Linked DNA regions of Homo sapiens: all the other regions are linked to region 1. Evidence: chromatin loops called from intact Hi-C (ENCODE). Cell type or tissue: PC-3. All regions are shown on one strand.

Evidence for each region. Peaks named below come from ENCODE experiments on the same cell type or tissue, not always from the same donor. Only the 100,000 strongest peaks of a DNase experiment are listed, where the experiment ranks them.
Region 2: a loop joins it to region 1, with 2.7 times the contacts of the local background. A loop is called at or near these places in 4 of 110 quality-filtered maps.
Region 3: a loop joins it to region 1, with 2.8 times the contacts of the local background. A loop is called at or near these places in 5 of 110 quality-filtered maps.
Region 4: it touches region 1 in a loop (3-fold over the local background); 3 of 110 quality-filtered maps call a loop at or near these places.
Region 5: it touches region 1 in a loop (6-fold over the local background); 3 of 110 quality-filtered maps call a loop at or near these places.
Region 6: it touches region 1 in a loop (4-fold over the local background); 4 of 110 quality-filtered maps call a loop at or near these places.

Annotation. Positions count from the first base shown.
Region 1 is chr10:33,250,361-33,255,360 of GRCh38, forward strand. NRP1 (neuropilin 1) reads right to left here. Exons shown (of 17, transcript NM_003873.7): 6 at 3,668-3,834. Among named protein-coding and RNA genes, the nearest start is that of NRP1, 82 kb to the right of the region's middle. In PC-3, no CTCF peak of the experiment used is centred here; a DNase peak (open chromatin) is centred at 2,641; H3K4me3 peaks cover 1,156 bases; H3K27ac peaks cover 5,000 bases.
Region 2 is chr10:33,304,982-33,309,981 of GRCh38, forward strand. All of the region lies in intron 2 of NRP1 (neuropilin 1), which reads right to left. Among named protein-coding and RNA genes, the nearest start is that of NRP1, 27 kb to the right of the region's middle. In PC-3, no CTCF peak of the experiment used is centred here; a DNase peak (open chromatin) is centred at 2,060; H3K27ac peaks cover 2,364 bases.
Region 3 is chr10:33,325,362-33,330,361 of GRCh38, forward strand. The region is part of intron 2 of NRP1 (neuropilin 1); the gene reads right to left. Among named protein-coding and RNA genes, the nearest start is that of NRP1, 6.8 kb to the right of the region's middle. RefSeq lists a silencer at 2,320-2,614. In PC-3, CTCF peaks have their summits at 2,631 (motif pointing right), 2,833 and 4,271; DNase peaks (open chromatin) are centred at 760, 2,510 and 4,000; H3K4me3 peaks cover 4,819 bases; H3K27ac peaks cover 5,000 bases.
Region 4 is chr10:33,162,210-33,167,209 of GRCh38, forward strand. No RefSeq gene overlaps it. Among named protein-coding and RNA genes, the nearest start is that of IATPR, 48 kb to the left of the region's middle. In PC-3, no CTCF peak of the experiment used is centred here; DNase peaks (open chromatin) are centred at 2,172, 2,192 and 2,302; H3K4me3 peaks cover 476 bases; H3K27ac peaks cover 1,792 bases.
Region 5 is chr10:33,153,180-33,158,179 of GRCh38, forward strand. No RefSeq gene overlaps it. Among named protein-coding and RNA genes, the nearest start is that of IATPR, 39 kb to the left of the region's middle. In PC-3, no CTCF peak of the experiment used is centred here; DNase peaks (open chromatin) are centred at 2,982 and 4,122; H3K4me3 peaks cover 567 bases; H3K27ac peaks cover 2,987 bases.
Region 6 is chr10:33,131,453-33,136,452 of GRCh38, forward strand. No RefSeq gene overlaps it. Among named protein-coding and RNA genes, the nearest start is that of IATPR, 17 kb to the left of the region's middle. RefSeq lists an enhancer at 2,315-3,514. In PC-3, no CTCF peak of the experiment used is centred here; DNase peaks (open chromatin) are centred at 1,349, 2,309 and 2,769; H3K27ac peaks cover 2,040 bases.

The DNA.
Region 1 (5,000 bases):
ATGTAAATGAGCCTGCTGAGCTCGGAAGGCGAAAAACGGTAATTTTACCTCAAGGTGAACCTGAAGCTAAGCTTTTGTGACTTTCACCTTTCAGAGGGATGGAGCAGCAAAGTCCCTGCATTGTAGGCTTAGAAATAGGAAGCACCCAACCCATCTCAACGTGATTCAGCAGGGAGGTGATGGACATTTCATAAAATAGGCTTGAAAGTATATGAATGGGAATAAATGGTTAAAATCCTGCATACTGTAATATAAACAAGTGGGTGTTAGAGTCTGATAGACCTTGTTTCCAAGCCTGGTCACTAACTGTGACCTTGAGTGTTTACTCGTTTCTCTGAACTTCAGCAATCTCGTTTTTAAAATGGGGATGATTATACCTCCTTCCCAGGATTGCAGTGAGGATCAGATAAAAAATATTCAAGTACTTAGGACAGATCGGGCCACATTCTTTGGACTTGATAAAGGATTAGTGTCGTATGAGTAGGACAATTATCATTTAAGCTCTCCTCCCTCTAGCCAGGTGGGGCCACAGCTTCCTGTTGCCCCTCAGAAGTTAAGTGTGGCTCTGTGATATGCTTTGGCAGTGAAGGTGGGTGGAAGTTATCCAGCAGGGAGACCCAAGAACCATCATGATGAGCTGCAATCTTCCTCCCTCTGTGATATGGTCAGGCTTTGTGTCCCCACCCAAATCTCATCTTGATTTGTAATCCCCAGCATTGAGGGAGGGGCCTGGTGGGAGGTGATTTGATCATGGGGGCGGTTTTCCCCGTGCTCTTCTCATGATAGTGGGTGAGTTCTCATGAGATCTGATGGTTTTATAAGATGGTTTGGAAGTTCCTCCTTCACTCGCCTCTTTCACCTGCCGCCATGTAAGACGTGCCTGCTTCCCCTTCTGCCATGATCTTAACTTTCCTGCTTCCCCTCTGCCATGATTCTAAGTTTCCTCCCCAGTCATGCAGAACTGAGTCAATTAAACCTCTTTCCTTTATAAATTAACCCAGTCTTGGGTAGTTCTTTATAGCGGTGTGAGAACAGACTAATACACTCTGCCTTGGGGCAGGCAACATTTCAGAGGACGCTGTCCCCCAAGTCTGGGTCCTGGCATGAGAAGATACAGAGCAGACCCCAGCTGGCCCAGCCATAGAACATGGCATAAGCAAGAAGAAAACCCTCTAGTTTTTGGGGTTTGAGTTACCTTGCTTCTCCTGATCATGTTTTCTCATTGGCAAAAAGAGATGGATGATTTGAGATTTTTTTTTCTTCTGGGGCAATCTCAGATTGTGTCTAACTCCAAAGAATGATGTAAATCTGTTCTGTTCACAAATGCTTTGTGAGAGGCCATGTAGTCTTAGTGTTTTTACTGACAAGAGAATTGCCTTGCGCAGAAGAATTGCTACAGTTGCAGTTTCAGAGCTCCTGGAAGACCACCATTTCTACCTTAGTGAGAGCTCCCCACATTACCAAGAATGGGACTACATTACTGATACGGGAGTGCTGGGAAGGCAAGAGCGCGGTCCCTTTAAATGGTACAGAAGGGGGAAGGGAAGTGCAGGGTAGAGAAAGGAGAGTCCCTGGCTAGGGCTCCACCCCCACGGACCAAAGTGAAGACAGGTACTCCTGCTTTCCCGCCTAAATGTTGCATTTTCCAAGACCACCATGGCCCACCACGCCCCCATCCTGGGCCTTTAATAACCCGAGACCCTAGCGGGCAGATATACAAGCGGCTGGATATCGTGAGGAACACATTGGGGGAAGAAGGCACAAGTGGCTGATCGTCGAGAGCCCACCGGTAGAAGAGCACACCAACAGGCACAAGCACAACGACGTGGAGTTTGACCGGAGCTGTTGGAGAAGAGTCCAGGAGAAAACCATCTCCCTTCCGGCTCCCCCAGCAATAAAACCTTGCACGCATTCTCCAAGACCACGTGTGATCCGAATCTTCCCGTACACCAAGGCAAGAAACCCTGGGATACAGAAATCCCTCTGTCCTTGTGATAAGGAAGGGGGTCTAATTGAGCTGGTGAACACAAGCCGCCTATAGACGGCAAAGCAAAAGAGCACCTGTAACACGCGCCCACTGGGGCTGCGGCTGTAAACATTCAGCCTTAGACACTGCCGTGGGGTCGAAGCCCCACTGCCTGCCCATCTGTATGCTCCCCTAGAGGTTTCAGCAGCGGGGCACTGAAGAAGCGAGCCACACCCCTATCGCACGCCCTGTGAGGGACACAAGGAGACCTTTCCTGTTTCATTACCATGCAAACATGCTTAGTGCTGCAAAATGTAAGCTTCCCCCGAGAGGCACATCTGTCAATCATACTGAACTGCCTGTTGGTTTGGGGATGTGGGAAAACAAGTTACCAAGAACTATTTTGACACTGGCAAACTCATTTCATTTCTGTCTTAATCTAGAGATGGATTCAGCAATCCCAAGGTAGACGTCTCATCTTTTCTCACTCTCTACATATTTCTCAGTGTTGGAGGTTAGCGTGAGTTCAGTCTCCTGTAATAGGCCATTTCACTTTAAGTGTATGTTAAACTAATATTGACCTTTCCAAAGTAAAACAAAATCTGCTATTTGTGCTCAAAAGACTGAAGCAGCAATAGATGTGGAAAGTAGAGGATTAATCATCTTGTGGTTTTTTTTTTTTTTCTTGCTTAGAAACTCTCTCTGGGAATTAGTCATTTTATATCTAGCAATAAACGTAAGACAGGATCTGACTATTCTCCTGAAAAGGAAGCCTGGATCCTTCAGCAAATAATCTTTTGTATAATTTGCCCACAGTTTAACCCACAGATCCAGCTATGGATGTTTCATTTAACAGTGAGTGAAAAACTCAGGACTGTCAGCATCAGGCCTTTGGGTGGGAATACCCAGATATCAAGGTTGGGCAAGTGGGCATTAGGAGTGGTGCCGGCGATGAGAGGGGGTAGATTAGACGGCTGGAAAATGGGGTCAGCGGTGGGGATGTGGGGCAGACGAGGTGTCTGTGGGGATATGTAAGTGACAGCAGGAAGGGAATGCCAGAACAAAGCGAGGAAAGCAGAGGTAGCATCACTAATGAAGACACAAATATGTACATTTCATGCCTAAACATGGATATCTCGTCAATGGAGAGTGCCTTCAACCAAACCCCCTTCTTGGATGTGTGCTATATAGACCTACATGGAAAAACACACTCCAACCTTTCCTTCCCTTCTCCTACCCTGAACAAACAGAAACCTATTATTGGAAACAATTATTTCATACACGTCTATAAACAGGATTCATATATTTCATCCAGGAAATAAAAACATGTCAAAATAGGAAGCCCATTAACAGACAGTGTGTAGTTGGGAAAAATCAGATCTTGGAGCTGTTATCAAAGTGAGACACTTGTAGTCACATTCTCGGAAGAGTAGTATATAAGTATCTGAGAAGATAAATGCGTTTTCAGGGATGTCATCTTGGGCCTGCTTTTCTCTGATCGTGTAGCGATGGGCTCATTTTGCAGTGATTTATACCTGATGGCCGTGAACCTATCTTCTCTTGCAGTGATTTATACCTGATGGCCGTGAACCTATCTTCTCATTGGAGGCCATTTGGCACAGTACCACTTTCTTTCAACAACCTCTCTAGATGGTCAAAAACTTATTCAATCCTAGATAGGCTTGATCTTATGCTGCATACCTGTATCCACTCTCGGTAGGAATCCTCTCCGGGAGTCCACCCATTCTCAGGGTAGTTCAGGCGGGAGCGCTCTGCAGACCAGTTGGTGCTATACTGGGAAGAAGCTGTGATCTGGTCAGAATGAATTTCTCCTGATTCCATGCCCAGAGCTTCCATACATTTGAAATCTGAAGGGAAAAACAGGGCCCACAGTCATCAAAATATAGGGGATTTAAGATGCATTTTTCTTTTTTAACTTGATACACCAAAGAGTTCTTTCATTCAAAATTCTTTAAAAAGATGGTAGTAAGGGACTTATTGGAATATAGCACTGATACTTGGATTTTCATGGCAATATTTAAAAATATTATGAAGATCATACAGTGATTAATAATTTTCCCAAGTGGACCTAGGTTGACAAAAAGACTATTTGAAATTTACCAGGAAATGATGAAAATTCTGATTTATTTTCACAGTTGAGTGTGTGTGTTTGTAACTATCTGTGACTCTACCTGTCATATGGGTACACACAAAAAGTTGCATTTAAAATAAAATTTTTGTATTAAATTATTTCTTTTAATATCGAAGAGAATTGAAAAAAGACTCTATGTCTAGTTACAATTCATACTCAATGGATGGTAGAACTTAACTCCCTGTCTTTCAGATTCTACTATTGGCACCCAGACCACCTCTTCCTGACTTCCATTGTTCTTATGCCCCACCTCTGGCCTGCATGACTATTAACATAATTAGTTTATCAAAACACAGTTATGCATTGGGGGTAAACTGCACTGTCACACGGCCCCAAAGCACCACAGTTTTAGAGCATAAAATCATAATGCTCACAACAGTGAGCATAAGAATGATTGCTTTGTTTAAAGAAGCACATTAGGTGGACATGTCCCTGGAGGGAGGGGCCTTCAGCAGGGACGTGGTGTTTCAAGGCCAGTGAAACATCAAAATCTATATTCTCTTAGGCCTAACATCCTCAGTTTGATGATACTGGGAATATGAGCTTTCAGTTTTAGGAAAATGTTTATCCAAAGTACACAAGTGAAAAAAAGCTTTAGAGATTAAAGGGAAGATTCTCAACCATCCAGAAAATCTCAACTAACCAAAATTCCCCATTTTCTGAATTTTCTATCAATAACAGATAAGGTTTTAGGGCATACAAGGTTTTCTTGCAATGGCTTCATATTTTTAAGCTTAGGTTTGTTATTTGTAATATAACAATTATTTACAGGCACAAAAATACATAAATCAATTAAATAAAATACAAATCAGATTTTGAAATTTCACTGGCCTCTTTATTTTCCAGTGAGATCTGGTGTAGAAGATATGAGCATATCTGTAG
Region 2 (5,000 bases), 55 kb after region 1:
AGAATGACTTGCTGTAGAGCATTGTGCTCCATGATGGTGTGTTCTGCCAGCCTAGGCATGAGCACTTTGTGGTAGTACAATAAACTACTCCATAGCACATGGGGAGGAGAATGTGAATCAATGATTTAGTGTGATCTCATTGGTAACTCAGTGCTGAAGATCTGCTATCATATATTTAGGTGAATAACTATTCCAATGTGCTGGATGGCACTTTACAAACATATATAATCTACAAAAATGATTTAAAAAATTTTTGTGCACCTTTCAAGTCAAAATAGCTCAAGATATAATGTGGACATCCTAGGAAAATAATAATTGATGCATGTTGGAAACCTTTTCATGGTATATTAGGGCTATAATTTCTACCCATTGGTCCCTGTTCTGCCCTTAAGGATGACACAGCATAAGTTATAAACCCCTGAAGGTCTAGCTGCAAAATGGGTGCATGCACTCCCAAACACCAGATCGTGATTATGCATTACCTGGAAAAGTAAGAAGTAGGGAAAGCAATATGGCTGAAGACAAGTGTGTTCAGTGAGGGGATCGTTGTCTCGGGAATCCTGGGAACCAAGTTCTCACTGTGGACCCACTCACTGGGCAAGTCACTTCCTGCCTAAACTCCACTTTCTCTACCCATCAACTAGAGAGGTCAGATTCTCCGTTAGCTGCCAAACAGTACATGGGTAAAATTCTATAGGTTTAAAAAATCATATACCATGACTAAAAGTCTATGATAACGGGAACACAATTTTGGGATCTCTTTGTAAAAAAAAAAAAAAATCTGTTCTTTTTTTCTTTTTTCTTTGAGATAGAGTCTCACTGTGTTGCCCAGGCTGGAGTGCAATGGCATGATCTCAGCTCACTGCAACTTCCGCCTCCTGGGTTCAAGAGATTCTTCTGCCTCAGCCTCCCGAGTAGCTGGGACTACAGGCACATACCACCACGCCCGGCTAATTTTTGTATTTTTAGTAGAGATGGGGTTTCACCATGTTGGCCAGGCTGGTCTCGAACTCCTCACCTCGTGATCTGCCTGCCTCAGCCTCCCAAAGTGCTGGGATTACAGGCGTGCCACCGTGCCAGGCCAGTAAAAAATATTTCTAACCAAAATTTTCACTCCAGCTGTCATACATGTAGGGAAGTGATTGTTTATATTAATTTGCAAAGGCTAAATCCATTTTTCCCCCCAACTCTTTGTGACTTGCTTGGGCTAGCCTGCAAAAACACTTCTGTTCATGGCAGAGAGCTGTCTGCATCCAGCTGACATTGTTTCTCTGGCTTAAATAAAAGAGGCAGGACAATGAGTGTTAAACCACTGCCGGACTCTGATGTAGTGTTTACGAAGGCAGCTGCTTTTGCATTCTGCGGGTCAGAAGGGTGTGTGTGTGTGTGTGTGTGTGTGTGTGTGCACGCTCCTGCATCTATGTAAGATCTGAGAATCACTGAAAGCAGCTTCCTTCATCCTCTATTTTGACATAAAGATTCTGAATTCAAAGCACCTTCAGAAGCAACAAGAGATTAAGACAGGCCAGGCAACGACTTAATATGGTAAAACATATCTTATCCCTGTGGTCAGTTTACAATTTCCTTGACAGATAACTGCTAATTAAGACATATTATTTCAGAAATTATGGTTGATTTCCTTTGTTATTTACACTTTTGTTAAAGGTAGTCAATGATGTCTTTTAGCTGCTCAATAAAGGGTCACCTAAGGAAAAGCAACTGTATGCCTAACATCTGGGAAAAATATTCCCAATGGGGTAGGTTTCATGAGAACAAAGTTATTTCTCAGATGACTCTTTCCTTGCAGCTTCAAGCTTTGTTTTCCTAGGAATTGTGTAGAAATGCTGGAATTAATGAGTGATAGAGACTTTGATTGAATCAATATTGTGTGAAATTAACTTGCAAACATGGTTGTGATTACTTTTGTGGGAGTTGGACTGAATTTCTCAAGAAAGTACACAAAGAAAAGACTCAGGGCAGAGCTACAGCTGCCTGACAGAGGCAAACAGAAGCCTAACTTTATGGACTTTTCCATACTCTGCATATGTTGAAATGACAGGCTGATTCATAGCTTCCTTGCTTAGTTTCCAAATCGCTTTGCAACAAAAGCAGATTTACTCCCTTCCCAAGACTATAACTAGGATTCATGATCCCATAGGCTCAAATCTTCATAAAGGGAATTTTGCAAAGCATGCCTCCCAATTCTTGACAGTCACAATTCAAATATTTTCACAAAACAACAGGACTCTCAATTAAGACAGAGGTCAGCAAACTATGGCCTGTAGATCAAACCTATCTGACTGCTTGTTTTTGTAAATAAAGTTTTATTGGAACACAACCATGCTCATTCATTTGCCTATTGTCTATGGCTACTTTCACAGTATGACGGACGAGCTGAACAGTTGAGATTGAGGCTGTCTTGCATGCAAAGCCTAAAATATTTCCTATCTGGCCGTTTTCAGAAAGTGTGCCAATTCCTGATTTAAAATATCAATTTGTGCCATAAAAAAAAATCAATTTCTTTGAAAACATAGATATAGTTTTAAAGTAAACCTCCCCAACCTCCCCTACCTCCATGAATTATCTTCTAAAGCAAATTGGAGTATATATCAAGAGTCTTAATACTGGTTTTATTCTTTAGTTCAGCAACCACACTTCTAGAAATCTCTTCTAAAGAAATCCCTAAGCATACATCAAGATTTATGCATACAGATGTTCATTCCATCATAATTTATAATTATTTATAATCTTGAAAAATTGAAAATGTCCTAAATATTCTAGGCCATTTAGATAAAAATTATTTTAGAAAGATGTGATTTACCAAATGCTTGTTTTTAAAAATATTTAAAGAATTACCATTTGACCCAGTAATCTCATTACTGGGTATATACCCAAAGGAATATAAATCATTCTACCATAAAGACACATGCACACATATGTTCTTTATAGCACTATTAGCAATAGCAAATACATGGAATCAATCTACAAGCCCATCAATGGCAGACTGAATAAAGAAAATGTGGTGCATGTACACCACGGAATACTACGCAGCCATAAAAAAGAATGAGATCATGTCCTTTTCAGGAACATGGACGCAGCTGGAGGCCATCATCCTAAATGAACTAGTGCACGAACAGAAAATAAAATAGTGCATGTTCTCATTTATAAGTGGGAGCTAAACATTGAATACATATGGGCGCAAAGAACAACAGATAGCAGGGTCTACTTGAGGATGGAGGGTGGGAGGAGGGAAAGGATCAAAAAACTACCTATTGTGTACTGTGCTTATTACCCGAGTGACAAAATAATCTGTACACTAAACCCTTGTGACATGCAATTTACCAATATAACAAACCTGTACACGTACAGGTTTATATATAAAACAAAAGTTTTATATATATACATATATATGTATATAATATATATATTTAAGAGCCTAATATAATGTTTTACATGTAATTTCAAGAGAAAATGGTAGGATAAAAGCTGTCTATAGAAAATAATCTCATTATTCTTTTTTTTTGAGATGGAGTCTCACTCTGTCGCCCACGCTGGAGTTTAGTGGCGCGATCTCGGCTCACTGCAGCCTCTGCCTCCCGGGTTCAAGTGAGTCTCCTGCCTCAGCCTCTGGAGTAGCTGGGATTATGGGCATGCATCACTATGTCCAGCTAATTTTTTTGTACTTTTAGTAGAGATGGGGTGTCACTATGTTGGCCTGGCTGGTCTTGAACTCCTGACCTCAAATGATCTGCCTGACTTGGCCTCCCAAAGTGCTGGGATTACAGGTGTGAGCCACCATGCCTGGCCTCAATTTTTTTAAAAAATGCATATTTCTAAATGCAAAGAAAATAAGCAGAAAGAATATATGCCAAAAATATATATTTTAAAATTCATTTCAGATAATTTTGTGCTCAAGAAAAATAAATATACATGCCTTTTTGTTTAATTTATGAAAATGTTAGTCCCAAATAAAGTTCTTCTTAATTTATAGAAATGTTAGCCCCAAATAAAGTTAGTACCCATTTAAAAATGAGTATTAACCTATTTCCAAAACAGTCCACTTTTTAATGTAATAAAAATTAAATATTTTCTAAAATATTATTTTTATGAATCACATTATCTTTTCATAGATGGAGCAGAGATGGCAGTTTTGGGGCACTTGTGCTGCCACTTTTTCCTCTTGCCCACACTGAACACTGCAACCTATTAAGCCATTTCTTTCTAAGAAGTTTCTCAAATGTACTACAGATGGCCACTACTAATCAGTCAGAAGTATTAAGTGATATCAAACATATTTGCCCTCTGTGAGAGGGCTACATAAGTTTTCCAAGTTAATTCCACCCTTCCTCTTAAGACTACATGGTGAAATACATTTTTATCACCGTAGATCTTGATCATCTTGCTTCGAATGTCTTAGAATGTTCTGCGTGTATTTCTTTCAAATCCAAAGAAATGCGCGGTGTCTCTTCATATGCATTCAATGCTGAATGTCTGTGTTAGGATGTACTGCCCCAAGGGCTGGGTGAAGCTGCTGCCTCAAGGGTCCTGGTGAGCCTAGTTACTGTATCGCCCATGTCCACAATTTCCTGTATTTCTTTCTAGCACCTGACACTGTGAACAATGCTTCCGTTTTTGAAATGCTCACATCAGCAGCTTTCTGTAGCAAGACACTGTTGTAACTGGTACCTCTCTCATAACGCCTTCCCATTGTCCTTGGAACACCCTCTAACCTTAATCCATCCCATCAAGGGGGCTTTTTCTCGAGACATTTATTTCTTTTCTTTTTCTCCTTGCCCTTCTACGAAAAGTCAATTTCTACAGCTTTAGCCAACAAGTGATTCCCACATTTCTATGTCCAGCTTTGCCCAGTTTCCCGTTTCTCAAGTTCTTTTTTGCACATCTCTACCTGCAATGTTTAAAAGCCTCTCAAAATGTTCGAAATAGGACCTACTCTCTTGCTGTATTTGCCTTTTTTTTTTTTTTTGAGACGGAGTCTCGCT
Region 3 (5,000 bases), 75 kb after region 1:
TAGTATTTTAATGTAACATTTTTTAAAAATCCAAATTAATCCTAAAAAATCCATGCTAGTAATAATAAAGAAAGATTAAAACAGAAAATATTACTCATATTACTCAGGAAAACAGAAAATGGAACTTACACTCCAAAAAATGCCAATAAGTGTAAATGTGCAGGAATAAATGTAAATGTGCGGGAATAATCAGATTTGAGAAACCAAGGGCAGATTATTTTTCATTCCATAAGTTTATATTCTCTGAAAATAAAAGACATTAGCACTGTTTCAAAGTTTTTAATAATTTAGGTAATTTAAAAACTAGCATTAAAGGAACAATATCTGAATTATCCCAACAAAATTCTGAAACGAATATCATCTCTATTTGCTTATAATTTCACTATGATTAAACTTCTTACGAAGTTACAAGTATGCGATCTTCCTTTGAACGCACTGAGTTAGGAAAAACATGCCTATTGTTGGTTACACAGAGGAGAGATTACAAATCTAAATCATAGTTGAAAAAAGCAACTGTGCCATGATATGAAACAGCACTGTCAAATCAGACACTGAAGTCGGTAAGTAAGATTTTCTTCTTGTCAGTAGGAAAAGCACTACTGGGTTTGAGTCCCCCAATGCTACCACCTTTTTAGACTTTTGTTAGAGCTTTGCATTCATTTCCTTAATGTTTTTAACCCAATGTCTGTGAAATTTTTATTGCTCCCCGGATGGTGACATCTGATCTGAATGTAACCATACACCTCTTTGCTCAGCAGTATTTGTCACAAACCATTATAAATTATCATGCTGATTGTGTGCATTGCTGGGAAACTGGAGAAGTTTCATAAATTCTAACTACCATATCAATGACATTCTTGTTTATTATACAGATATAAACTTTTATGAGATTCAAGATGTCTGCCTTACCACTGAAGAAAACTTTAGTGGAGTAAGATCTAACTAGTTCGATGTACATACTGAAAACCATTTTCAATGTGCAATGAACATGTGTTTCCGAAAACTCTCCACTGGTCACTTCTTTATTTCTTTTCTATTTTTAATTATGCTTTGACACTTCACAAGTGTGCAGGATTTTGCTGGCAAAAAAGAAATCAACATTCCTTCCTCTCCCTCAACACCTTCTTCGGTCAGAGCATTCTCTAGAATCCTCTCAATCTAATAATAAAATCATGCATATATATAGCTGGGAAAAAATCCTAGTTCTGTGTTAGCCCTGCAGACAGACGCTCCACTGGTCTGTTGATCGACTGATTTACACCACATCTTGTTCAATAAAAGAATTAAGGGGTTATAGTATTATGGTTCTGATGCTTATTTGTAATGAAACCTCATTCAGTGCTGGCATAGACACAGAATGTTGCATGTTAAAACTATGGAGGCACAACTTACACATTTAATTTTCCTAACGAAGTATCCACCTTTGACAGCCACTGCAAAAACTTCACCATTTTGCAAAGTATGATCCAGAATTAACTCATGAACTGGGTCAGTCTTGGTGCTATTCACATGAGAAGTTGTGACTGTATACTGTATTGTTAAGATTATGAAATGATGTTTTTTACCTAATTATACATAAAACAATAAAAATCTAAATAAAAAATTTTTTTTTTTCTACCAGGACTATGTAGCTGGTCTAATGACTTAACCATCCCTATACTCTACAAAAGAAAACTGTTTACTTGGGTTTCAAAGATGTTTCACAATAAGCAAATGTGCTAAGGCATCGATTTCTTAAGCTTTCTCAGGGTGGAAGTTGACTATACAAATACTGACCATTTCAAGAGAAAATGCAGGGTGTATCATGTGCAAATCATCTCATTACTGGGTCAATAGATTTAGTTTTGACGTATGTTTAGTTTCATATTTCCAAATGTTCTAAAAATCACCAACTTGTTAAAGATATCATAATAATGATAACTTATTTTGAGGGTCACTTTTACCTTTTAAAAAGGCTTTCCTATCTACTACTTGATCCTACTAGTAACCCTATGACATCAGCATAGCAAATGTTTTTTACTGCCAACAGACATATAATGAAGCTGGAACAAGGAAAAATATTAAATGTCTTAAATAAGATGAATAGTTTGTTCTTAACAAGAGTGATAACTAAAAGCTCACCAGCTTTCAGAATGTGGTTTTAACTGTGCCTAGTTTTGTGCCACCTCCAATCCATTTTTGTAAATAGCCTGATATAAAGTACAAAAAAACCCTAATAACAAAACTATGTTTGTAGGAATCTAATCTAAACTTTGAAGTCTATGAATTTGTTCTTCAAATAATTTCTGGTGTTCCCAGGTTTTTTTTTTCCCCCTAGGGCATTCCAATCCCCTGTAAAATTTAAATCTGTGGATTCTTCTCAAAGCCTTCACAAAAGGAGGTAAGTATTTTGCCACATTTGTAGAATCTCAAATGCACCCTTCAACACTGAGCACTAGTCATTCATATGAATCAGCTTAGAAAGATAGTGAAAGGAATGCCTTATGCTGGTCTTCCTATATCTTTCTGGAGTTTCTCATTGATAAAAAGCTCACAATGCAACACTTCAAAACACAGCAGGAAGATATTTTCCATGGATCTAATCTCCATTGACTTCATCAGGCTAAATATAACAGCCTTTCAGCTTTGGCCAGGAGATGACACCTTCACAGAGAGCAAAGCCTCAGTTGGGACAATTAAGAAATCACCTTACTCTGTAGCATTAAAAAAACAAACAAAGTCACCATTATTAAGATTGTTATGTAACATCTTCTTGGCCATGTCAGTTTCTCAAATACTTTGCTGATATCACTAAAACTGTCATTTTCTGTGAATTACAATCATCTTTTAATGTACTTTTTAAAAAGAAAACTAACCAAAAAGGTGCTCCTTTAATCCCATTATACCCCACCTGACACCATGATATGACAAATCATTATTTAAGGTTTACTGTGAGCTAGACACCATTGTAATACTGTGAGATGCTGTTGTAATAATTAGTATACGCTGATTATTTGGAAACTGATCATCAGCCTATGGATTTATGCTAATTCTCTAGGCACCAAAATGTTGAATGAACCAGATGACCTTATTTCCCTGACCATGAAAAGCTAGTTTACTACACCAACTCAACAGGTTGTTGAGCGCTTTCTACAGGTAGGAAGATTTTTATATTACTCTGTTCTTTCCCAGAAGAAATGTATGTGCAAATAGAATTGTAAGCCCTTTACATATATTAAGTGATTCAACTGGCTTCCCTTCTTAAATTTCTACTCCAGTTGTGTGCTGGATCTGGCGCCCACCAGCTCATAAGAACCAACTGTGCACATTTCTTTGCTAGTCTGGGCACAGTGACATCACATGGTTAGTTTGAAATTGGCTATGATGAGAGTATTTACACCACAGAAATTGGCATGTGCTACATACAAATGAGGACTTGACTCGTCTTCTCCAAAGAGCCAGCTGTTAAACATTTACCACCACATCACTGCCAATAACTAGTGATTATTCTGAATTCTTTAAGTATTATATTACACGTATTGATGGTCATGATTTCCAGATTAGAAATTAGTAAACGTCAGTTTATTGAATTCTAACAGCACTTTATTTTTTGGAATAATGTTATTACTTGAGTATGTTTTACCAGAGTTTCTCCTATAGCAGTTTAAACATGGTCAAAAAGCAAATACTAATAACTACTGCTACTACTAATGAAGTAAATCAAATATAAAAGAAAACAAGTCTCCAGATTGTCTAGGTGATTGACACTGTAAAAACCACCATAAAGAATATTAGCAAAAATAAATAAATCAATACAATGAACTCTTTGTTTCCAAGCAGTCACTGGAACACTATTAATGGTAACTTCCATACACAATTAAAAAGTCAATATAATGCCCTGAGGCACTTCTGAATCACAAAGCAAAGATAAATTGGAATTGGTGTAATTTTGTTGCACTGTAGTATACACTGATTATTTGGAAACTGGTCATCAGCCTGTGGATTTATGCTAATTCTCTAGATACTAAAATGTTGAATGAACCAAATGACCTCATCTCTCTGACCATGAAAAGCTAGTTTACTAAACCAACTCAACAGGTTGTCGAGCACTTCCTACAGGTAGGAAGATTTTGATATTACTCTGTTCTTTCCCAAAAGAAATGTGTGTTCAAATAGACTGTCTTTAACAATGAATATACTTGCAAAATAATATTTAGGTCCAGCGGTAGCAGTAGTCTGTAGATATCATATACGGTTACACCAAACTGACCCACTTTAAAACTTGTGAAAACCTCTCAGTCCCTGAGAAACACTTTAGAATTGAGATTTAAATCGATTATTTTTCTTTGATAAAACTATTTATATATGTACAAACTTAAAAGATGGATATTCAGGTTCAAGTCTCTGGAGACTACACCACTTTCAGTGGGTCAGAATGGGATAATGTGGACAAGACAGAGACAGGGGGTCTGTTGGGTGTTAAGAGAGACGAGCAAACATGTATCTGAGTGGACTGCTACGTGCAAGGTAAAAACATACTTTCGATACTGTGGAAAGCAATATCCACATACCAGTTCTTTCACATAAAGTGAGGAAATATAATTTCGACTGTCTCTATAGTGAGAATGTCTTCATAATAACGAAATTGGGCATAAGTTGATGTTTAGAAACTTAACAATAGAAAGAGATAGCAAGACTAAGCAGGTGGATGAAACACTGATGTGTATTTGAGTTCCCATTGTATTCATCGTGTCTTAACAATTATTTTCTAGCATTTTCCATAAAAGTATTTTAATCAGTAATCCACCATTTACAAAACCCCTCATCTGGCTTATCCTGTAGGCCTTATTTTATTCAATTTGCTTTTTCCATGTCAAACTTACTTAGTAAGATGAATGCAGTTCTTAAATCATAAGATGTGCCACAGTTCAATATATCTCAAATAGTGAGATCTCCAATCACACTATCTGTGGATGCGATGTATATTAGTGATCCACTGTATTTCGTAAAAATACAAGTGA
Region 4 (5,000 bases), 88 kb before region 1:
GCTGCTATACTTCTGGCCAACCAAACTGAGAAGTAAGCATCTTCTTGAAGTCTTCTTGCCTCCATTGTCTTTTAATGTCTTCATGTTTTACCTCCATGTGTACTCCCTGGAGCTCAGAATAACAGCCTCAAGTGATTGTAAGACAGACAAATTGGCTGTTGTGCGTTAGGAGGTGGACTTTACCTTGTGATTTCGTAACAAGAATACTTTGCACTTGCAGATGTCCCTGCATCTACTCTTTTATTTCTCATGGTCACCAATCAGAGTTTCCAAACTTTTTCCTAATAGACATCCTTGTCTTTTTCTCCTAACTCTACGTGCACCCCTATCAGACTACTACCAATGTAATCTTTCTAATCAACCCAAGTAATTCCTCTGCCAACATCTCCACTGTATCTCCATTGGAATAAATGACAGTACTTTTTAGGCAAGAAGGAGGTGTTCATGATAGGCTAATTCAATTCTGCCTTTATTTGAGGGAGGTTTTAGGACCCGCAGAAGTTACAGGACTGCTCCAATGTTGCACCTGTAGCAGAGTCAGAATTTGTACCCAGTTTTTTTTTTTTTTGAGACAGGGTCTTGCTCTGTTGCCCAGGCTTGAGTGCAGTGGCACCATCATAGCTCACTGCAGCCGTGAACTCCTCCTGAGTAGCTGGGACCATAGGCACACACCATCACACCTGGCTAATCTTTTTACATTTTTGTGAGACAAGGTCTCACTATGTTCCCCAGGCTGGTCTTGAACTCTTGGCCTCAAGAGATCCTTCTTCTTTGGCATCCTAAATCATTGAGACTACAGGTGTGAGCCACTGTGCATGACTGGAACCCAGCTCTTCTGACTTCAAGTCTAGACTTTTTTTTTTTTTTTTTTTTGAGACGGAGTGTCACTCTGTCTCCCAGGCTGGAGGGCAATGGCGCAGTCTTGGCTCACCGCAACCTCCGCCTCCTGGGTTCAAGAGATTCTCTTGCCTCAGCCTCCTGAGTAGCTGGGATTACAGGCATGTGCCACCACGACCAGCAAATTTTTGTATTTTTAGTAGAGACGGGGTTTCACTATGTTGGCCAGGCTGGTCTCGAACTCCTGACCTCAGGTGACCCGCCTGCCTTGGCCTCCCAAAGCACTGGGATTACAGGCATGACCTGCTGCACCCAGCCACGTCTAGAATTTTTTAAGAAAGAAATTATTGTGTAACTTTCTGAGTGTTTTAGACATTTTGTCAATTTAGTTTTCACAACCAGTTTTTGGTTCCCATGGTATTGTCTTCATTTTTATCAATGCATTAACCAAAACTCAGCAAAATTAAGTAACTTGAAAAAAATTGCATGAAGAATGAACAATTAAATTGGTTATTTACACAAAGTGCTGCTAAGTTTCAAAGCCCATGTTATAGCTTCTTCTTCCTGTCACTCATCTTTCCCACACAAATCTACAAATCACTTGAGGGCCTAATCTAGATCTCACATCCCTTTTTATATCACGTAACACCTTGTGCAGACAGGTACTTAATGAATATATTTAGGGAAATGGAAGAATAATAGAAGGAAACAAAGAAAGAAGGAAAGAAGGAAGAAAGAAAGGAGAGAAGGGAGGATTTAGATAAATACCAAGGCCTCCGGAGGCCAAAGCCATTGTCCTTTCCGCTCTAACAAATGATATCTTGAATATTATTGATCAGAACAAATGCAAAGAATGGGCCCACAGTAAATTATCTTGATATATTTCTGGTTTCCATCCTCCTTTTGTATGAGGAAATACGAATATGAATATACTGATTAAGAATAGTGTGGGTTGGCTTGCAAGTTAGCATAAGTTATGAAGAGTTAATGCAAAGTTTAATAAAGACGTTTATCTCCACTGCTCAAATAGAAGTGAATGGACTTAGAAATAAGGTTTGTACAATGCAGATCATTCAAGAGCCCCGTGACTAACTAGATGTGAGAAGTGGCTGAATTGGCTGAAGTGTCACTATACAAATATTAACATTTTGCATTGTTTTACTTCATTTAGAGATCATTTAATTCAGAAGGGAAATGGAATAGCTTGTCTTTCATGATCTATAGCACTCTAGTTCATTTAAATAATAGATCTTTGTGTTTGGAGCTTTTTTTCACTTACAGTTTCCGTTCAGCTTCCTGCCAAGATTGGGTTAGAGAGGCTTAATGGTAATGCGTGACATGTGCTTTGTGGAGTGTGTTCCCTGGAGCTCAGAGTAACAGCCTCAAGTGACTGTAACACAGCCTGAAAAATTGGCTGTTGTGCATTAGGAGGTGCACTTTACCTTGCAATTTCGTAACAAGAATACTTTGCATTTGCAGATGTCAATTTGTGGATCCGTGTTTTTAAAATGTTTGCTGCATCTTCCTGTACCCCGGGGACCGAGGAATGGCTCTGGAGACAAGCAGACAAATTCCACATTGATGCATCACTGTGCTCGGGCTGTGCCACCACCAAGGAGGGCTTCCGCTGACTTCAAAGGGAACTCAGAGCATGATGGGAAAATTGGACCTAATAAGAATATTTCTTTTTGAAAACTCCTTTTCTAAGGTGCTTCACTGAAAAGTGCTTTGCCTGTTATATATTCCCTTAAGCCAAAATGCATGTAAATGCAGGAGCTTACAAGCAGGGGTTACAGACTAGAATGACTTCCTGGGGTACCATTGTCAGGTGATGGTACAAATAATGCCACTATCAAGATGAACTTGAAAGCCCAAAATGCTGCCAGGGATTTGACAATGGTGCTGAGATCATGGAGTGAGGTTGACTGAGTGGTGCCTTCTTTCGACTTGCAAGAGAACCTAAAGGGTCAGCCAGCCAGAGGCTGTCAGGTATATACCAAGAGAGAGTAAGTGTGACATTTCTGGACCCTCAATAGAGAAAGATAGGCTTGAGCCTGACTTACTGATGCAAATATTTATTTTCTAGAGTGAGTTGCTTTGAGGGTAGTTTCTAAAACAGAGATGTTATTGAGGCTCTTAGCATTTGGGTGTTGTTTTTTTGTTTTTCTTTTTCCTTTTTTTGAGATGGGGTTTTGTTCTGTTACTCAGGCTGGAGTGCAGTGGTGAGATCATAGCTTATTGCAGCCTGGAATTCCTGGGCTCAAGCCATCCTCCTGCCTCAGCCTCCCAAGTAGCTGGGACTATGGGTGTGTGCCACCACACCCAGCTAATTTTCATATTTTTTGTAGAGAATCAGTTTTGCCATGTTGCCCAGACTAGTCTTGCAATCCTAGGCTCAAGTGACTCTCTCGCCTCAGCTTCCCAAAATGCTGGGATTACAGATGGGAGCCTCTGCAACTGGCTCTGGCTAATTAAAAAACTTTTTGCAGAGATAGGGTCTCACCATGTTGCCCTGGCTAGTCTCAAACTCCTATCCTCAAGTGCTCCTCACATTTGGGTTTTATGAGCAGTTGTTGCTTTCTTGTGACAGACACAGATCCATAGTGTTGGTCAGCCAAATATAACCATCTAGACCCCACTTCCTGGTGCCTTATACTCTCTAGAGTGTGCCATTTTCCAATCACTCACTCCTCATTCATTCCTCAACTCACCCAGCCTCTACTTTCGGCCAGGTCATTCCGACATTTGCCTCGCTGTGTAATCTGATTGTGGATTGACAACTTATTGGTTAAAAAAAAACTCATCTTCCTAGTGGGACCTGTTTCAGGAGTGAGTAAACAGGCAATTTGTTTTTGGTTTTCATGTCTCCTTTCCCTTTGTGGAGTCTCCTTCTTTTCTTGATACTTTCTCCAGGTACCCAGGTTTCCTTAACTCCAGAGTTGATTTCTGGCTGGGATAACATATCACAGCCTGCTCCTGGGCTCCTCCCTTTCCGGTGTGTCTTCCTGGCATGATATTTCGTCCTCTAATAGCCACACTCTCTTTCAGTGGTAATGAGTGGGACAAGGATAATGAGATAAACCTGTTCCTGCCAATGTTTTGCTCAGCAAATGCAGTTCCTTCTTTGTAATGCAAATGCCTTAACAGGATAGCTGACACATGGAAATGAAACGTAGGAAAGTGATTTTAGTTATTTTTAAGATAAAGTTGATTTATTTAGAAAGTAATAAATATAATTTTGAATTTTGTTTTAAAATTCTCTTATTTTTCCACTCCCAGGGCATGAGGAGTTTTAGGCAGATGGGGAGGCGTACATCAGTGGAGCTCACTCCTGTTCTTAGGTGCTGCCATGGGGACGTACGGAACCCAGAGACCTTCCTTCCATTTTCATTCTCAGTGAATTTCAGTCCCGTCGTTCTTTGCCTCCCAAATCATTCTTCTCTCCTCACTTGCTGTGAGATACTTAACATTAATTTTTCAATGGATTTATGTTTTTACAAAGTTGACTTCAGCTGCTTGTCATCTAGCAAAAATGCTGGAGGCAAGGAATTACAAAGCTGGCTGCCCGCTTAAAATGAGGGGAAAAGGAAAAATATATAATAAAGCAGGCACACAATACTCTTCAATAAATTGCATTGGCACTTCTGTTTTTTTTTTTTGTCAGTCTGATACCAGTTTCTTTCTTATGTTACTGTAAATTTTTAAAAGTACAGAAAAAGACAGGTAAAAATCAACATTCATCAACATTCCTACTATTAAAGCAGTAATTTAAAGGTATAATTTATATTGATAAATGGATGAGTGGATGGATAGTTATTTACTCATTTATTTTTTGAGACAGAGTCTCGCTCTGTCACCCAGGCTGGAGTGCAGTGGCACAACCTTGTCTCACTGCAACCTCCGCCTCCTGGGTTCAAGCCATTCTCCTGCCTCAGCCTCTTGAGTAGCTGGGATTACAGGGGCTCGCCACCTCACCCAGCTAATTTTTTGCATTTTTATTAGAGACAGGGTTTCACTGTGTTGGCCAGGCTGGTCTTGAACTCCTGACCTTGTGATCTGCCCGCCTCGGTCTCCCAAAGTGCTGGGATTACAGGCATGAGCTACCACGCCTGGCTTGATAATTTCATTTACATCAATGGGATTTTATTATAGATACCTTTTTT
Region 5 (5,000 bases), 97 kb before region 1:
CCCATCTTTCTCAAACAAGAACTTTTTTTTCTCATGGAGTTTTCCAGATTTGTTTCTCCACAGAGTAGCTTATGATCTTGTATCCCCCTGAACTTGAGCAAGGAATCTGGTGCTAAGCTGATGTATAAGCAGGTTCTGAGGAATGTCATGACAAATAGACATCACCAACACAGATCCTGCATGTAAAAATTGACGAATGGGAAACAGCCCAGAGATTCAGAGACTAGTAAACGCCCATTCATATAGTTACCGTTGGTTGCTTCTTGGAAGGTAGCTTCACAGCTAGGACTGAAGCCCCATGGTTTCATCTTAGAGAAGAGATACACACCCTCTTAGGTATCAACATGAGCTCATCTTGCTTTGGCCCAGGCTTAATGAAAGCCTTGAGAAAGACCTGGCTTTTTTTTTTTAATCATACAAAGAAAATTATCTTTGTGGAATATCTGTGAAGTGATTATAGATAATGGTCCACGATCTGATGGCTACAAGTTCAGCCACTTGGCTGAGAAACGAATTCCCTATCTGCTACTCCAAGACCTCATTATGTGCTCACGCTGGCAAATTGGTAACGAAAAGACTTAAAAAGTTTCTGAGAGCAAAGCAGCTCCTTTCTTAGCCTGACTGGCCTACAGAGCAGGGCCCTTGGGAGCAGAGAACTAAATTCAATGCAAATTTCAAACAAGATTACCAGTGGCTTCTCATCCTCCTGGAAGTTTGAGAATGTGTAGACTGTACAAAGCCAACAGACAAAGATGGAAACACCGTAACTGAAGGGAGGAAAAAAGAAAATGGTTTAGGCTAGGCTAAGAAGGTTGGTATTATTTTTCTAAAGAGGCATAAGCTCCTTTGACAAGAATACAAAGGAAATGGATCTTACTTTCAGTTCAGCACTTTACTCAGCAAACTCGTGTAGTATCTTTCTTGTGCTGGAGAAATCAGAATGAAACTCTGTGTCTACTGAGAGAGATGGGTATGGGAGGCAGTTACTTGCTTCTTTGCTGTCACATCCAGTCCTTGGCCATTCTCTGAAATCTGCATTTCCCAGATAGCCTTAGCAACAGGCGTTGGTCTCTGTTTAAGGCCGTGGGGACACTGGCTTGAGATTGGAGGATGGGTATTGGGTAGATGGTGGGAGAATCATCCCCATCTCTCTTTGCTTCAGGTGGTGTTCCAGTGATCCTAGTTCCACTGGACCAGATCTAGCCAGGGAGCCTTGACTGCTGGGCTCTGGTAACAGCTTATGCTTTACCTTTGTTCTTTTAGCCCTGTGACTGCTAGCAGCTTCCTAGTGTAACTAAAATCTGAGATGCCCCCTTACGTCTTCTTTGGTTTATTCACTCTCTCAACATCTTTGTAACTGGCTTATTGCATTAAATTCCTCCTGTTGAACTACCTGGAAAGGGCTTTATTTTATTGACCATAGCCTGACAAATACAGAAAACAAATACATAATTTAATTATAATATGATGCTGCTATAAATAGCGCCTGTACAAGGCCCTCTGGAGACACAGATGGTGGCTGTCTCTCTCTCTCTCACTTGCGGGGACAAAGAAGAATCTCATTGAATGGAAAATTTGAGCTGCAGCTCCAAGAATGAGTAGAAAATCCCAAGGGAATGGGGAGGGAGTATTCCAGGCATTTTCCAGAAGTATGGCAACGTGACAAAATACGAAGTTTTAGAGGAATGGCAAATACTCACCAACCATTGAATAATGGGTCAAACACAAAACAAGCAGACTACTCAGAGCTTAGATATTCAGATTTCAGTTTTTATGCCTGTCGGCATCACTAATGCCACAGAAGCCTCAAATTCCCCTGGACTTGGAGAATGGAAGGGATCACCTGAAAATCGCTGGAAAACTTAGGACTCTGTCCTCCTTCTCTACCAATGCAAAGGGCTATTCGCCTTACTAGCAATCTCTGGGGAAACTTTAAACAATGTATTTGCAAATGATACTTATTTAAAATCTTTAAACTGCAAGACACTATTGTTGGAAATCAGATTGTCATCTTCTGAAAGATTCACTTCTTACTTGCCTCTCTTCTGCAAGAGTGAAGGGTCGGGAAGAGACTTCCGAAGTCACTGATGAACAAAATAAACCAGGGCTTGGAAAGGGCCCAGAGAACATCTGTTTAGTCTTTTTCTTTTGGTAGTGACAAAAATGGTGTCTAAGACTTAATCATCACCCCTTCCTAAAATACACACATATGGGAAGCAATGGTGGTCTTTCTGCTCTGGGGGTGGTTCACAGCTTTCAGTTTGGAGCTGAAGACTGCCACCACACACACCATTCTCATTAAAGCAGAATGACTTGCTTGCCTTCAAGGATGATATTTCCATTTCTATGCTTTAGTGCATCTTTCTGTAGTAGCAGAGAATGGTGTATTTTCAAATATGCTCCCTGTTCATGTATCACTTAATGCTCTCACAAGACCGTGATCAGCTGGCACAAATGGAAAGAGTTCAGTTACTTGCCCAGAAATCTCCAATAGACACTCATCAAGACCAGGGATCGCACCCAGGTCTCTATTTTTGGCAGGCACATTTTCTGCCACTCCATAGCCCTTTTTGGGATAGCCACTTTTGTTGCAAATTCATATCCTGTGAGAGCTCCAGGGCCAACACTCCATTAAAAACACAAGAGCTGTCAGGTTGGCCCTGTGACATTTCTCTCTCTCTCTCTCTCTCTCTCTCTCTCTGTCTCTCTCTCTCATCTACTTTTTGGAGACAATGTTTAAGGAGAGATGTTCAACCCAAGACAATGCCTCCAGGACTTTGCTTTCTCACCACCAACCACCTGACCCCAGAGAGAAATGCCCTTCTGACCCCTACTGGTTATGATGGGGCATACACCAAGTGCAGAGAATTCTTTCCAAGCTGATTTCAGAATATTCTCCAAAACACTCTCCAACAATGATTGGACAAGAAGGTTAAACATAGAGAACGTTGACTCAGTCCTGATTAAACAGGCTGAAAAGACAGAAACAAATAATCACCACGTATGTAGCAATAATGGAGCAACAAAGTAAATATGAAGGCAGAGGCTTGCTATCAATATTTAACTAGAGGATTAATATACAGAGAATGCACTTCCGAGAATACCAAGGTGACCAGGGGGGCAGAAATGACTCAATTATGATACACTGTCACAGTCAGGGAAGAAGAAAGTGTTGTCTGCATTGTTTAACTTAGTGTTATAAACGCACAACTGAGGCAATCACGGTGATTAACATGGAGATGATGATGAGTGATAACGCCAGACTCATTAGCATGAAGCATTTGTTGATAGAAACGGATAGGGAACAAGTTGTAAATTCTGGCCAAGAATTTCTCCCTAAGAGATTCCTGTACATCGCACATCGCAGTCTTGCATATCGAGACTGTTCTAAGGCTTTTTTTTTTTTTTTTGGTCCTTTATTTGCTCAATGAGACCAAATGTCTCAAGAATCACTTCTTTACATCTTGGGGTAAAGTTTCTAACCATAATGTGCCCTGATATTCATTTGTACAAACAAATATGTTTCTTAGTCTATTGCTATTCAACCATTTCTTAGAATGGGGACATTATCAAAGTATTGAATATGCAAATTTTTCCATGAGTAAGTAAATTTGGGGAATTCTGGATTAAAGTGTACTTTAGCATATCAAAATGGCTTTAGTGTGGTGAGATACACTGAGATTCTTCAAGAGGGATGTAGTTGTATATGGCACTTCCCATAAACATTAGTCTATACCATCGTCTCTATAGAAATATCTTAAATAACCAAGATTCCTTAGGAGGCTCTTGAGGAACGGCTTTTCTTTCCTGATTCTTTTCTTCAATCAGTCCAGTCCATTGCTGGGTTTCCTCTACACCATCTTGCCCACACTTCCTTTATGTATGGAGTGAGATGGTCACCAGCTGGTTTTCTGAAAATCTTCATACCAGAGGAGGTGAAAATGCTCTGTAGTATCATCCAGAGACCCTACCCTCGAGTGTGCTAGGAAGGACCATATACTCCTGAGTCTTCTCTGACAGCAATGATCCCCACCAATGTCTTGTTCTCTTTCCTATTAGAACAGCATGCAGACACATTGGCACCAAATACCTAAAAGTCATTGCTCCTCAACAGGAAATGACACATTTTCAGTCCCACTGGGATTGCATCATATTCCGATACTATTTCTTGAAGAGCTAATGCTATGTGAACCTCTAAGATTACGGGACCTTATATGTTCCCATCTCCATTTCCATGATTTAATATTGCAAGATTCCGGCATTTTCCTTCTTGTCCCCTCTGAAATCCTATTCTTCCCTCCACTCTGTGTCTCACTAACAACTCCTCCTGGAGCTGCACAGAAATAGAGACCATTAGTCTTTGAGACAAGGCTGAGTACAAAAAAGAGTTGAAACAAGTGACAGTGAATTTCAGGAGTCAGGTTTCTCTGCAAGGAGCCAGGTTTCATTTCTGCCTTGGCCATTATGTGTTTATTTGGGTGAACTTGGTCAGGTGGTTACCACCTTTGTTTTTTCTCTGTCAAAAAGGGATCATGGCACCCAAGCAGCATATTAAAATGAGCAAAAGCCACAAAAATGTAAGGCCACAAAATGGTGAAAAATGACTGCCACAGACATTCATAATTTTTTAAAATTTTATTTCAAGGTTACTGCATTGATTCTTTCTCTGATAGTGAAAAACCTGGTACGGGTCAATTTTTTTATAATAAACTTCAGGGGATGGTACATATTCAAGTGGAAATGAATGGACGGCATGGCTGCGAGTCAGTTAGTCAAGCTGTATATATTCAGATTGAAATGGGCAACTGTCTAATTGCACTTACGGAGAGAGGGGGCACCAAGGCACCTTTACCTCTTCCTTGCGTCTTGGTAAGTGTTTGCTTGACCTTGGCTTAGGAAGGAGCCTGCCCTGCCGTAGGACAGTAAGAATTAGCTCAAAACGATTCTTCCAAGGAAGAGCCACAGAGAAGAGATCAATGAAGAATATTAAAGATCTGTAA
Region 6 (5,000 bases), 120 kb before region 1:
ATTCTCCTGCCTCAGCCTCCCAAGTAGCTGGGACTACAGGCGCACGCCACCAAGCCCAGCTAATTTTTGTATTTTTAGTAGAGATGGGGTCTCACCATGTTGGCCAGGATGGTCTCGATCTCTTTACCTTGTGATCCACCTGCCTCGGCCTCCCAAAGTGCTGGGATTACAGGCATGAGCCACCGTGCCTGGTCTATCATTACATTTTCGTAAGGGGCCATGCAACCTAGATCCATCGTGTGCACGGTTCACAATAGGGTTCGCACTCCTGTGAGAATCTAATGCCATCACTGATCTGACAGGAGGCAGAGCTCAGCTTCCCTTGCTTGCCCACCCCTCATCTTCTTCTGTTTGGTCTAGTTCCTAACAGGCTACAGACTGGTACCTGTCATGGCCCGGGGGGTTGAGGATCCCTGCTTTAGATCACAGCTGATCAGTTTCCCCAGTCTCACACTGCACTTAACTACAGTTTCTCCTTCTGTGTCCCCAGTAGGGGTGGCAGAAAGGGTCACAATGGGGCACAGAGGATGTTACAGTTACCTGAACATGTGCGACTAGTCCACATGGGTGCACACTGTATATGACAGGAAGGCTTCAAGTTCAACCTGGGTTAAATGAAACATGCCATCATTCCATCTTTCTTTCCCGTGCCCTCTTCTGCCGACCTGCTCCCCTTCCTGGGTGTCTGGTTGCAGTGAGTGGCTCTGATGTTCTCCCAGATGACCAACCTCAAAGACCAGTACATCCCCTGCCCCACACTGTCCCCCACATCTGTCTGCTCTGTCTCTTTCCATTGTTACCACCACTGCCTAGGTTTCTAATTATCCACATTTCTTCTTTTTTTTTTTTTATTTAAGCAAGCATCTCACTCTGTTGCCTAGGATGAAGTGCAGTGGCACAATCACAGCTTACTGCAGCCTCAAAGCAATCCTCCCACCTCAGCCTCCCTAGTAGCTAGGACCACAGGCATGTGCCACCAGTTCAGCTATTTCTTTATTTTATTTTTTGTAGAGATGAGGTCTTGGTATGTTGCCCAGGATGGTCTCAAACTCCTGGGCTCAAGCAATCCTCCTGCCTCCACCTCCCAAAGCGCTGAGATTATAGGCATGAGACACAGAGCCCAGCCACTGTCCGCATTTCTTTCCTGGCTTCCTTACTGGGTTCTCTACTTTCACTCTTGCCTTCTTCCTCTCTTCCACCAGCATAAGTTTTAGAAACTGCACTTCTGATCATGCTGCTCTGCTGCTTAAAATCCTTCATGCAGATCATGTAAGACCTTCCTGATCCAGTGCTGCCTTGCCCTCTAGAACCCAGGGTGCCTTTCTCCCCTCTGCAGTTCTACTGCGCCACCTGCAGTTTCTCTCTCCTGTGTTCATGTGTCTACTCCCTCTGAATGGTAGGCTCACACCCTCCACCTGGCCAACTCTTACTAAATCTTGGGCTTCAACTCAAGGATCACCTTCATGGTTCACTCCACCAGGCTGGGCTGTGTGTCCTGCCCAGTTCCTATAGTGCCCTAACTCACTTTTTTAAAAAAATACTTTAAGTTCTGGGGTACATGTGCAGAACATGCAGGTTTGTTACATAGGTATACACTTGCCATGGTGGTTTGCTGAAGCCATCAATGTCATCTACATTAGGCATTTCTCCTAATGCTGTCCCTCCCCTAGCCTCCCACCCCCCAACAGGCCCCAGTGTGTGATGTTCCCCTTCCTGTGTCCATGTGTTCTCGTTGTTCAGCTTCCACTTATGAGTGAGAACATGCGGTGTTTGGTTTTCTGTTCCTGTGTTAGTTTGCTGAGAATGATGCTTTCCAGCTTCATCCATGTCCCTGCAAAGGACATGAACTCATTCTTTTTTATGGCTGTCCATTATTCCATGGTGTATGTGTGCCACATTTTATTTATCCAGTCTATGATTGATGGACATTTAGGTTGGTTCCAAGTCTTTGTTATTGTGAACAGTGCTGCAGTAAACATAAGTGTGCATGTATCTTTACAGTAGAATGATTTATAATCCTTTGGGTATATACCCAGTGATAGGATTTCTGGGTCAAATGGTATTTCTGGTTCTAGATCCTTAACTCACTTTTAACAGAGCTATGGGGGCTTTCAGCTCAGCAGTGGCTCTTCTTAGCAGGGGACTGAATGTGTTCCCTTTGCCAAAGCCTACTTTGCTTTGCTTATGTGATGCTACTTACAGGATTTCCAGATTGTTTTTGGTCTCTTCAACCATTTGCTTTCTTTGGACAGGACAATGCCCAGTGATGAAGATGAAGCTCTTGTTCTTGACATCTAATCCCACACCATGACTAATAAACATGGCATGCTGCAATGGGCATTAATTTATGGGTAACAGAAGCAGATCCAAGCCTTTTAGCTAATTAAATAAAAATGCACCATACAGCAACCATCCTGCCTGCTTGGGTGTAAAATAGAGAGGAGAAAGATGGCATGCTGGTCATTGAGAGATAATTACCTGCAATTTCAGAGCTGGAATCTAGTGACAACATAAGAAAAATAATAACCTCTCTGGCTGTTAGGATTCTCAGTTCTAGCTGCGAGCAAGGAGCAAAGGCACCCACAGACTTGCCAAACCTATGTCAGGAATGACGAATAGAAGGCAGAAATCCACATCCCCAGGTGGTAAAATTGTTATCCACCTTCGTCACCTCTTTCCTAATGGAGGAAGTGAGGACAGGCAGCCTTGGAGTCCTACTTGAATGAGGCCTGGACCTTATGCAGGGTAATAAAAACCAACACGTGGGGCCTGTGCTGTAAGGTGGCAGAGGGCGATGACTCACCCCACTCATGCAGGTTGAGTCATTTCAAGGCAGAGTTGTGCCAGTTCAGTACCCAGTAATATTTTCCAGTCGACGAGTATCAGTGAACAGGAGATAACCAGTCATTTCTAGATTCTGCTCAGAGTCCCAGCTTAGAGGCTCCACCAGCTCAAAGAGACGGGATGGCAAAACAGCCACCTTAATTTCCAGATCATCTGCCAGCTCATCTGCCAGCTGACACACAGCCCATGGCTCCACTATTGCCAGTGCTGTAGCTGCACCAGACCAATCTGGTTCAACTTTTATGTAACAAAGTTGTGATTTGTTTTTCAGTTGCCCGGGACTCCCAGGTTGAAGATCATGAGCATGCCCTGATGAGCCAAGGCATGCAACCACAGGGGAACCTAAGTGCTTGGACTGAGGAGTGGGGACTGAAATAAGAAGCGGACACTGCAGGGCAGGATCAGGATCCAATCAGATCGAGCCCTGGCATCACCTCATGGCAGGATCTAGTCAGATCGTGGCTTTTGACATCACTTCATTGTGAAATCCAATCAGATCACACCTTATTACCCTATCCTTATAAAACCGGACCTAGCCCCCAGCTCGAGGAGGCACTGCTTTGGGAGTTATCCCAGGTGTTCTTGTTACTAGTTGCAAGGAATAAAATCCTCTTGCTAAATCCTCCTTGGTTGTGCAGATGTTGGCATGGATGTGGAGAGAAGGGAACACTTACGCTTTGTTGGTGAGGATGTAAATTAGCTCAACTCTGTGATAAACAGTATGGAGAGTTTTCAAAGAACTAAAAATAGAACTTCTACTCAACCCAGCAATCCTATGAGTGCATGAGTGGGTATCTACCCAAAGGAAAAGAGACCATATAAATAATATACCTATTTATTGCAGCACTATTCACAATAGCAAAGTCACGGAACCAAGCTGAGTGCCCATCAGTGGTTGACTGGATAAAGAAAATGTGGTCTATATACACCATGGAATACTAATGAAAATAATGATTTCATTCTTTTTATGGTTGTGTAGTATTCCATGGTTTATATATACCATTCTTGCGGCAATGTGGATGGAGCTGGAGGCCATCATCCTGAGTGAACTAACTGAAAAACAGAAAACCAAATACCGCGTGTTCTCACTTATAAGTGGGAACTAAACAATGGGTACGAATGATCATAAAGATGGAAATAATAGACACTGGGGGCTCCAAAAGCAGAGAGGATGGAAGAAGGACAAGGGTTGAGCACTTACCTGTTGGGTACAATGTTCACTACTGGTATATTGGGGACACTGGAAGCCCAATCCCCACTGGTATGTAATATACCCATGTAACAAACAAATATATGTACCTCCTGAATCTAAAATAATCAATCAATCAATCAATCCTCCTTGGTTGTGGTCATTGGGTTGATATCTGCCAAGTAACCACTGAGCTAAAATTGGGAGCTTTTACATATTCGGTATGTTTCTTTTTTCTTTTCTTTTCTTTTTTTTTTTTTTTTTTTTGATATGGAGTCTCACTCTGTCACCCAGGCTGAAGTGCAGTGACATGATCTTGGCTCACCACAACCTCCACCTCCCAGGTTCAAGTGATTCTCCTGCCTCAGCCTCTCAAGTAGCTGGGATTACAGGCACCTGCCACCACGCCCAGCTAATTTTTGTATTTTTAGTAGAGGTGGGGTTTTATCATGTTGGTCAGGCTGGTCTCAAACTCCTGATCTCAAGTGATCCATCTGCCTTGACCTCCCAAAGTGCTGGGATTACTGGCATAAGCCACCATGCCTGGCCCATTTTCAGTGCATTTCTGTGTTTAAAGGATATCACATAACTGAAATAACATTTTTTATAAACCATGCAACTTGGCTCTACTGGGTGAAGCTCACGTTAGAGGCCAACTTTCAACATATTTAAACTATGGAAGCCCCCAAAAGAGCAACTTACGTTAAAGGTGACTTATAGCAGAGGTAGCTAGGCTCAGTCCAGACTGGACAGTGCTCTCAAAGTTTATGTGCAGAGGCGGCAGTACCCAGGCAAGTCTTTGAAAGTCCCGGCTTAGAACTTGGCACAATCACCTTAGAGATTGTTCACTGCTACAAATGCAGGCATTGATGCAGGGGTGGGGCAGAAAGACGGGGGAGTGGGAGCCTTGCTGCTAATTGGTTTAGTCTAAGATCAAGCCTAACCTCCCTTGGCCCACACAACTGTT